2 separate regions of the Homo sapiens genome follow, and region 2 is linked to region 1. A link is a loop called in an ENCODE intact Hi-C map of the cell type or tissue named here. Cell type or tissue: dorsolateral prefrontal cortex. All regions are shown on one strand. Links, peaks and the distances in the headings refer to the core of each region. The heading gives the core; the rest is flanking DNA.

Region 1 (5,382 bases), core at 243-5,242:
AGCAAGGAACAGATGACACACTCAAATAGGATGATTTGAGGAGGGTTTGTTTGTAAAGGAACTCTCCACAGAAGTGTCTGCAGGCAACCAGAACGGGTAGTGAAGTAAGCTAGTCTGGCAGCCAGCCAAAGAGCTGTTACCAGCCCCAGGCCCAAAGAGGAAAGGAGAGGGGGCAGTTACAGGAGTCCAGAAGGTTGTGTTGAGTTGGCCACCTTGTGACAGGCAGTGAATCTTGCTAAGGCACACCGCTAGCCCAAGAGGAACTTGTCATTGGGAGGAAGCCATAGGAATCAGTACCTCTCTCTTCCTGCCTCCTGTCTCCAGCTGGAACTCCCCATTGGCCAAAGCCCATGGAAAGCCCTAAGGCAAGAGGGCCCTGGAGGTGAGACCTCCAGGACTGAGAGAGCAGGGGAAGGCATAGGAAAATGGGTTGGGGACAAAGGGACATACCTGGCACACTCCCTTCAATAATACCTACTTTTGTTTGTAGAGCAAACAAAGTGAGTGCTAGCATCACCAGAGTGGTTGCAGCTGTTGCCCATGACACTTCCTCGGCCTTGTAGAAACTAAAACCAGAGACTGTGATTATTGTTCACATACATTCCGAGAAAAGCACACACAAATCAAAGGAAATGTGTATCAAAGACTCACACTGATACGGCTCCTAGCTGCAGACCTTGAAGAGCTGTCTAAAAACAAAATTCACAATAAATCAGAAGCCTGCTTCCCGAGGCATGGGGGCGAGGCCCGGAATCCAGAAGAGGTGATTTGAGGGGTGTGCTTCTGAGCAGGGTCTAGGGAGCAAGGCGGAATATGCACAGCCTGGTACACACAGCCACAGGGCAACTATGGGGAATGAATAGAATTCAGTATTTCTGTAACATCCTCCCTATGATGGACAAGAGAAAATTATTTATTAGTAAACATTTCTTTGAACACAATAGTAACTTTAACATACTCAGTGAATTGAACATGTATTAATTATGAATGTAGAAACCAAGGTAAAAAGGTTCATTTGTAGACCATATTGTCATTCATCAAAGGGGGCCATCCACACTGTATCAATGTTTCATCAGGACAGGATATGCGGTATCTAAGCTTCATAACATTCTGGGTACAGATGCTTTCCAAGGCACCTGAGGGACAGCCTTCCAACCTCAGACATGGGATGAGAAACAAGGTCTTCCCAGTGCCGGAGATGGGGCTGGAGGGCAGATACTGGCAGAGCAGAGTGTGGAGCTGCGTCTGCAGGTGCAGTCCTGGGCTTAGGAGGACTGTCATCACCCAAATAGAGCCAGGGGTGCGGGGAAAGGTGGGATAGGGGCAGGGGCTGAGAGCCAGCAGGCAGTCAGGCTGGAGGATGAGACCAAGAAAGGCACTGAGGTTGTGCCCAGGCCCACAGTCAGGCCCACCAAGGCATGAGGACAACAGAGCAGTGGCCGCAGGGCTGAAGGCATGCCCAGCTCCAAGGCTGCTCTGCCAGAGGCAAATCCAGAGACTGGGCTGACCCACTGGTCCACGGGCAGAGCCAGGAAAGACTCCTCCAGTCTCCAGGGGTAAAAATGAAGGCCCATCCTAGTACGAGGCCTGCGAGAGAAGGCTTTGAACTCCCGCTGGCCAAGGATGGCCAGGAGCAGAGGCTGGGAAAGAAGTGGAGTCTCCAAAGTCCTGGGTTGCCCCTCTGGCATCTCCAAACCCAGTGGGTAATTGCCTGATTCTCTACTTTGTACAACTTAATTAAGTTGGCTTTCTCTATTTCCATTATAGGGAAAACAGTGTATCTAGTCTCCATACAAATGATATTTAATAATGTGCTTGCTTCCAGCCTTCCTCTCCAGATGACTTTCTTCCTCTTATACTGGATCGGTTGCTTCCTATTTCTCCAGCTCCAGCAGCACATGAAGGAGGTGTACATGTGTGTGGTGTGGATGGTGTATATGTGAGTTTGAGTGAGGTGTGTGTGGTGTGTGTGCCTGTGTGTCTGTGTAATATGTGTAAGTGTGTGAGTGTGCATGTGTATGTGGTGTATGTGGTATGAGTAGTGTGTGTAAATGTGTGGTGTGTGTATGACTGTGTGTGTATGTGCTATGAGTGGTGTGTGTAAATGTGTGGTGTGTGTGTGACTGTGTGTGTGTATGTGGCGTAAGGGGTGTGTGTGGTGCGAATGGCATGAGGGGGTGTGGAGTGTGTGTGACTGTGTGTTGTGTGTGTAAATGTGTGACTGTATGTGTAATTGGGAGCGACTGGGAGGAGACAGGGAGAGAGAAGAGGAAATGGTTTCAAGCTAGAAAATGGCTTTCGGTTTTTGAAAGAGTGGAAGAGAGAATAGGAAGAGGCCGTGGAAGTCACAACTGTCTGAAGACTTCAAGAGCTCAGAACATGGGCTCAAGAGGCCAAAATTCTATGGGACAAAAGCTGTTGTCAGTGAAATGTGTTTTCCTTTTTTCCCTCAACTCCTTTTCTGAAATGGGCTTTTTCCCATATATCTTTTAACCCTTGGGCATGAGGTTAAGTCTGGAAAACATAACTAATGCTTTGCCCCTGTATAATATCTCTTCTTTTAAGCCGTTACTTGCTTTGAGATAAACAGCAAAACCTCAGAGATGAGAGCTTCCTTGGAGACCAATAACTTTTATCTCTTGTAATAAACGTTAAGGCCATTTAAAATTTTTAAGTAAAAAACTCAAACATTTCTGGGAAACCAGCACGCCCTCCTGTCGCCCTTCCCCCACCGTCTCGGCTCCCAGATTCCCGCCTCTGTCTGGCTTCCAGCCCCGCCCCGTTCTGAGTGTGATCTGTGCTGTCAGTGCAGGAACTGGGACACCCCACTGCTGGCCCGGGCAGTGAACAGGGTACCCACACCAGCTAAGGAAGCCTCCTCCATGCTTTGGCAGGTGAGGCAATGTCCAAACGTGGACAGCAGGCAGCCCGTCTTCTCCAGCCTCAGGAGCTAGCTATTCCTCCCAGCATGTAAATCCCCAGGGTCGCTACACCGTACTGGTGCTGAGTCTCACCGACGGTCACGTGTTCTTGCTCACTTTGACCACCAGGGGGCGCAGAACCAAACCTAGGCTCCAGACGCGTGCATAGGACTTGATGCATTTTGTACACTAATCTAACCATTATCTTTATTTTCTAGCCCATTTTTCCTTTCATCAGATTTCTCCATTAATTGATCTTATCTTCGTATATTATGGATATTTTTATAAGCCACCTCAAGTCTTATTTGGAATCAGATGGGGAATAAATCAATTGGTAAATAAATCTTCCCGTGAAAGAATGATCAACACTGCTTGGGAAGAAATGCCAACCTTCCCCAAAAAAGAATCGTTTGCTGGCCGGGCGCGGTTGCTCACATCTGTAATCCCAGCACTTTGGGAGGCCGAGGCAGGCGGATCACCTGAGGTCAGGATTTCTTAGACCAGCCTGGCCAACATGGTGAAACCCCATCTCTACTAAAAATACAAAAATTAGCCGGGCGTGGTGGTATGCACCTATAATCCCAGGTACTCGGGAGGCTGAGGCAGGAGAATCGCTTGAACCTGGGAGGCGGAGGTTGCAGTGAGCCGAGATCGTGCCATTGCACTCCAGCCTGGGCGACAAGAGCGAGAGACTTCGTCTCCAAAAAAAAAAAGAAAGAATTGTTTGCTGACAATCTCCTGAATCATACTGAGACGGTTCTGGGTTTTCATAAGAGGACCCAAACACTCTCGGAGTTACTATCTGTGAGCTTCAGAGAGACCACACCTCCGGGAGGCAAGAGGTTTGGCTTGACCCGCCTGACTCCTGGAGGATGCCGGGTCCCTGGGGAGGAGCCCTGCGACCTTTGGGGAGCTAAGCCCTGAGTTGGAATGCAGGGAAACTGGTGGAAATTCGAGTTCTATTCAGGTTTAGAAAAATCTAGGAGCTTCAGGTACCTGCTGAGAGCTGGCACGATCCTGGGGTTTCTGTGGGCAGCACAGAAAGGAATTGGCTGCAAGAAAGGGAGCCACCCTGGGTTCTGTGGTCTAGGGTGGCACCAACGACAGAAAATGGGCAGATGTGGCGAAGCCTTGTGAGTGGAAGCCACCACAATGAGGCGCTGGGGAACCCGGAACGCGGGACCAGGAACCAAGCCGCAGTTAAATCAGGAGAGCCCTCTCAGCCCCTGACTCTGCGGTGCTGGGAAAGCCCTCATGAGCTGAGATGCATCTCAAGCTGTGGAAATGAGGGAGAACCTCGCTCAGAGATGGGTTCTGCTTCCAGTGGGACTTCAAGAAGAAATAAAATACATTTTACAAGAATAAAGAAATATAAACTTCTTGCACACGACTTTGTGAACTAGACGTGGAATCCACTCTCCATAACGAAATGTGTTTGCACCTGAGAGGGGTCCCAGCAACAGTCAGGTTAACTGTTCCTGAAGTGCAGCCCAGACTCGGGAGTGCGCTCCCCAAGGTGCCCTCATCAGAGGCAAGTGTGCCAGCAGGAAGTCGCCCAGATGCCCAGATCCCCTAATCTGCTCAAAGGGTGTGATACCATCTCATAAGTTTACTACTTCATTACAAACAAAATTCCGCCAAGAGAATGTTTCACAAGTAATTTCTATCTGTATTGTTCCACAGGAAGAGTTTCCACAATAAAATGAATGAATTTAATAACGCGACAAAAATATATTTCAGAGGTGAACTAGAACAGGTGCTGTCAAGGTTTACTTACAAAGAATCCCAGGAGAATGTAATCTGCAGGCACCTGACGGGGGAGATTCCCACAGCAATCAAGTATAATAAGTATGGCAAAAAATGCTGAGCTGGAGGATAATTTAAAACCACGTGTTATTTGCTTTCACAGACTATATCATAGCGTATATTATACAGAGATAAATAGATGTAGATATAGATCATAGTAATACTTACCATGATCTTACTTATCTCATAGTATTATAAACAAAAATGTTAATTATTATTTTTGCCTTTTCTTAGTTTTGTTTTTTTTTTTTTTTTTGAGACAAAGTCTCGCTCTTGTCGCCCAGACTGGAGTGCAATGGCGCGATCTCGTCTCACTGCAACCTCCACCTCCCGGGTTCAAGCGAGTCTCCTGCCTCAGCCTCCCGAGTAGCTGGGATTACAGGTGCCTGCCACCACGCCCGGCTAATTTTTGTATTTTTAGTAGAGATGGGGTTTCACCATGTTGGCCAGGCTGGTCTACGAACTCCAGACCTCAGGTGATCTGCCCTCCTCGGCCTCCCAAAGTGCTGGGATTACAGGCGTGAGCCACTGCGCCCGGCCTTCTTAGCTTTTAAAATTAACTTTTCTCATTTCCATCCACAGATAGCTTATGGGGCATTAAAATATTTTTATTTTAAAATAATTATAGATTCACAGGAAGTTGCAGAGAGATAAA
Region 2 (5,382 bases), core at 77-5,076, 70 kb before region 1:
TATTTTTAGTAGAGATGGGGTTTCTCCATGTTGGCCAAGCTGTTCTCCAACTCCCAACCTTAGGTGATCCGCCTGCCTCAGCCTCCCAAAGTGCTAGGATTACAGGCGTGAGCCACTGTGCCCAACCCCCCTCTTTAACATAGAAAGTATAATATTGATTATTATGTATTATTTGGGTACCATTTAGAAATTTACTGTTCTAATACAGCTACATGCATGTTTCTACTTAAGAATTATATTCATCAAAAAGTGACACATTGTATGAGAAAACATTTTAAAATTACATATTTTCTGTGCAAACAATTACATTTTTGCTTTATCATCATTTACATGGTTTTTAGATTAAAGAAAACATAAATTTTAAAAATAATTTTGTTACTAAGTTAATTGCCACTTTCCCCTTAATAATTTTTTCAGTACTTTGCAGTACTATTTAAATTTCTTGAGACTGACAACTCCATGCATTTTATTTCACTCTTTTTCTTTCTTTGCTTTATAGTAAATTACCATAGAGGTACACTCTGTATTAGAATTTAGCATTAAAATATTTTCTTTTGTGTTTTGTTATTGCTGTTTAAACAGGCCTTTGTTGAAAATAATCCTGCCATTAAATGGTGTCCTACTCCAGGCTGTGACAGAGCAGTAAGACTAACGAAACAAGGGTCAAATACATCTGGATCTGATACACTCAGCTTCCCATTGCTGAGAGCTCCTGCTGTTGATTGTGGAAAAGGACACCTCTTCTGCTGGTTAGTATAAGACAAGTTGGAATCAGCCTAATCACCTTTCTTTCCAATAGTTATTAAAGACTTTGCACCTTGAGTCAGGCCTTTAAATTGTAGTATACTTGATAGTATTCTTCTTAATTTAAGAAATGTGTAAGAAGTAGTAATAGTTCATATTTGTTGTGTGCTTAGTGTGTGCCAGGCACTACACCAGCTATTTTTTACATATTGAATTCTCCCAACAATGCTGAGTTGAGTTGATGTTATTATGCCCATTTTACAGATAAACAAACTCAGGCACAGAGAAGTTCCCCAGGGGTATACAGCTAGGAATTGGCAGAAATGGGATTAGAACCCAGCTGTTTGATTTAAAGCCCATGTGCCTAAACTATAATACCAAATTGCTGACCATAGATTAGAAAATGTTTAGAGTTTAACGTTTCATTAAAAATATAAGCCTCTAGCAGTGATTCTTCACCAGGAGCTCCCAAAATTACCAAGGTCCCTTTTACAAAATTTTATCTTGGGCCCTAACAAGTAAGATTTTGATTTAGTAGGTTTTTGAGTGGGGCTCTAAAAAAAGAAAATTAAAAATTTCCCAGGAGATGCTAATGAACAGTTCTAGTCAGGAATCAATGACTGCAGGCTCGTTGTTTCTTGTGTTTTGCTTAGTTTCTAGTGCCTGATAGTACTCAATAAGTACAAACTGATGATAAATCAGTATTGGAAAGGATATGTAACTCTGAATACTCTTTTGACTATATATGTGTCAGCCATCAGCACTCTACTTATTCATAGAAGATTCAGTTAACTGTTTTAAGTAAATGATAAAAAAGAAAAAAGCTACAGTATTTATTCTGTTTTTTGCTCATTTCCAGAATTAGCACATATGCATGGATACACTTAGGTGGATATGAAATTTTAGTCTTTACTTTTATGCTTATCAGAAACCAGAAACTAAGTGTATCACTGCTGTATAGTAGGAAGGTATAGTTATGGAACTATCCCTACCCTGGTCTACTTCTTACCTTCGCCATCATCATTAGTTAAAAGTATTTATTGAACTGCAAACCCCTGACTCTAAGTCAAGGTTCAGCAAACTATTGTCTATACTTATTATTAAACATAACATTTTGCTGGAACACAGCCACACCATTTCATGTCACTTTATTTATGTATTGTCTGTGCCTGCTTTTGGGCAATGACAGCAGAATTGAGCAGCTGAGACAGAGACTTCATGGCCCACAAAACTGGAATCCTGGTTGAAAAAGGCTGATTTAGAGGATTAGTTGGAGAAGCTATGAAGAAGGAAAACATAAATTAGGAAAATGTCTAAAAGATAAAAAGATTAGCTTTTGCAGAGATCAGAGAAAAATTAAGTTTTGAAGGGAAAAGAAGAAACTTTGATTGGCATTGTCTTCTTAAGCACTGTGGTTTCTGTGATCTAGCTTTTACCAGTTTTCAGTGTAGTTTAGCTTTTAATTTCTTGAGTTTGTCCCCATTCTCTTTGTATGCTGCAAGTAATAATAAGTTTGGTTTGACTGAAGATAAGAAAGCTAATGGAAAAAACCTACCAATATAGGTCAGACTCTATAAACATAGATGATGCTATAAACTGTAAATTTCTAGAATAACATTTGGAGAAATACATCAGCTTACTTTTTCTCATACCCCAAAATATCAGGCTGGTTATACTCAAGATGCATTGGAGACTATATACCAAGATCACGGGCCCTACTTTGAGTTTTATCCCAGTTCAAGGGATAAACTCACATGTGAGTCCATGTGAATGGCCACATGGACTAAGGTCACACTTGGTAATTATTTACTCTTTCTCCTATTCATTAGGGTAGTAGAGAACCTAACAAAATCATCATTTTTTGGACATAGCACCAGAGAGGAAGAGACTTAAATGAAATAAAAATAAGTTTTAGTGAAGGACAAACTCAGATTTAAGTTCTTCAGCTTAATCTTTTGTCTTTCAGTTTTGGTATTTATTAAGTTATAGGATGGATTTTTTTTGCATTGCCTACTTGATGTCTCTAGGCATTAATTTACAGTTCCTGTTTTTTTGCATTCTTAGCTTTATACCCTTATTCATATAGTATAAAAGCTTTGTCTGTAATTTTAAAATCTAAGTGGAAATTGTCATATGCTTTCTGTTGCTCTTATCTCTTATTTCAATGAGAAGCAAAATCTGTTCACGCAAAAAGACGCTTTACAAGAGAGATCTTCACAAATTAAACGCAAATGATTCTGGTTTTGCTTCTCCTTCTTCAAAATCTCAGAAGTAATTTTCTAAAGATGACTACAAAAACAACAAACGACAATAATAATTTCTTCTTTTCAAGAACTATATATGACAGAAACAGTTGAGCCATACCCAGGAGATATCTGCATAGATATAACTAAATATATTCGTTGTTGGGAGACAAGTAGTATTAATAGGCATTCCCCTTCCCACCACAGGATACCCTTCTCTACCTGTTCACAAAGTTCCATGCCCTTTGTAACTGAAGCTAGCATGGTTTCTCCCCCTAGCCTTTATAATTACAATTTGTGTGATCTGGGAAAAATTATCTCAAGACAATATTCAAAACTTAGATGGGTTCTGACTTAAACCAATGACTTTTCCTCTTTTTTTTTCTTTTTAATTAAGTAAAATATGCTACTGTGTAACTTCTCTGTCTTCTGAACTGACACAAAGTGTCTCTCTTCTCTGAGACAACTCTTCACAGATTTGTTGTCAGAAATACTTCTTGGCCACCAAACTTAAGATGGTATGGTGGCCATTTCTTTCCTCTCTTTTTACTCTGGTCCCTTTTAATCACCAGTGTGAATTGAAAACTGAAAACCTTATTTGGAATTTCTCTTCTAAACACATAGACAGTCAAACATATTTTATTCGCTGAAATTGATTGGCAGGAAATATTCTAAATAATAATATGGTGCCAGGTGTGGTGGCTCACGCCTGTAATCCCAACACTTTGGGAGGCCGAGGCAGGGGGATCATGAGGTCAGGAGATCGAGACCATCCTGGGTAACACAGTGAAACCCTGTCTCTACTAAAAATACAAAAAATTAGCCAGGCGTGGTGGCATGCTCCTGTAGTTCCAGATATTCGGGAGGCTGAGGCAGGAGAATCGCTTGAACCTGGGAGGCAGAAGTTGCAGTGAGCCGAGATCAAGCCACTGCACTCCAGCCCAGGCAACGGAGCGAGACTCCGTCTCATAATAATAATAATAATAATAATAATAATAATAATAATAGTAATAGTAATAATAAGGTAGAGTTTATATTACCTAGCGGTTGAGCATTTATTTACTGAAACTGTGCAAAAAAGTCTTTAAAAGGAACAAATTTTTGAATCATAGTGATGTACAACTTGAGAAACCACAGTATCAGGTTTCTAGTCCACTTAAGTTTCCAGTGGATCAGAGTACAATGTACAGACTTTTCAAGTTTGGAGAAAAGTCTGAAAGTGAGTACTTTTTTCTCCAACATTCACAATAAGGGTTTTGATCAATACCTACTTCTTTATTCAGAGCAGTAGTTGCATGCATCATCTCCCTCTGCACAGACCTCACAGGCCAAGGGACTCTCCTGGAATCCTCTGGACAAAATAGATGAAGCAATCTGTATGTGTAGACCTAATAATTGTGTCTCATCTTTTCTTACAAAACCAGTTTTAAGCCCTTAGATTAACAGCTCTAGTTATGGAAAAATAGATTTTTCTAGATTGGCAGTATCTAGCTATTTAAGTATCAGACTCCTGCCAACTAGCAAAACATTTTCCAGCTCTTCACAGGCCCAGAAATAAAAACATGATACTACTTATTTGGCAGTTCAATCATAAGACCTTATTTAAATATCATGTGTACTCTCTGCAGAGTAGCACATCTGCATAAATAAATGCCACTTGAGGGTTCAATTTATCAAATTTCAACACAGTACAGAGTTATAATAATCTGGGAGATACAGGACCTGCCTGTGAGACAGCTCTGCCACTAACTAGCTCTGTGGCTTGGTGATAAACATCCTCTCCTAAAATAATATGATAAAATAAAGCCTTCCTATCTGATGCAGTCAACATACAGTGCAAGTTCCAGAACCAAAAACTATTTAGCTTCAAATTTTAGCTTATCCACTCTTTACTTGTATGGCCTTTGATAGGTTACTGAACCTCTCTGTGCATGTAAAATGGGGATAAATAGTACCAGTTACAAAGAGATGTTAAGAGAATTAAGTGAGTCAGTACATGTGAAGTATTTAGAACATTGCTTGGTATCCTAAAAAATGTTAGCTAAAGGGGAGAATCATAAAAATGAAGATTTCTACTTAATTCACTCAGAATTGCTTATTAATAAAAAGTTCTAAAATGGCATTGAACTGAAATTGCCAACTTCTGGATATGAATTTCTTCCATCAAGTAATAAATTTTAAAACTTCAGTGGAAGGTTTTTTCCTTTTCCAGAGCCCTTTAGAACCACTGTATAGTCATGCAGCCAGTTGTACATACTGGCACATTTTCAAGAAGAGAGCCATTCCTTGATCACTTGATGTTAGGTTAACCAATCATATTTGAGCTACGTGGAGGAGTTTAGATTAGGCAACTATTTTTTTTTTCTTTATAATCTTTTACCAGGGTACTTTTTTA

Evidence for each region. Hi-C counts contacts between places; a loop is a spot of excess contacts. Peaks named below come from ENCODE experiments on the same cell type or tissue, not always from the same donor. Only the 100,000 strongest peaks of a DNase experiment are listed, where the experiment ranks them.
Region 2: a loop joins it to region 1, with 2.0 times the contacts of the local background. A loop is called at or near these places in 1 of 110 quality-filtered maps.

Annotation. Positions count from the first base shown.
Region 1 is chr7:92,421,718-92,427,099 of GRCh38, forward strand. It overlaps the pseudogene TMBIM7P. Among named protein-coding and RNA genes, the nearest start is that of GATAD1, 23 kb to the right of the region's middle. RefSeq lists an enhancer at 1,252-1,752 and a silencer at 3,010-3,129. In dorsolateral prefrontal cortex, for the core only: CTCF peaks have their summits at 3,030 (motif pointing right) and 3,231; DNase peaks (open chromatin) are centred at 3,024 and 4,080; H3K4me3 peaks cover 1,468 bases.
Region 2 is chr7:92,351,894-92,357,275 of GRCh38, forward strand. It overlaps ANKIB1 (ankyrin repeat and IBR domain containing 1), which reads left to right. Exons shown (of 20, transcript NM_019004.2): 9 at 583-749. Among named protein-coding and RNA genes, the nearest start is that of GATAD1, 93 kb to the right of the region's middle. In dorsolateral prefrontal cortex, for the core only: no CTCF peak of the experiment used is centred there; no DNase peak of the experiment used is centred there; H3K27ac peaks cover 2,089 bases.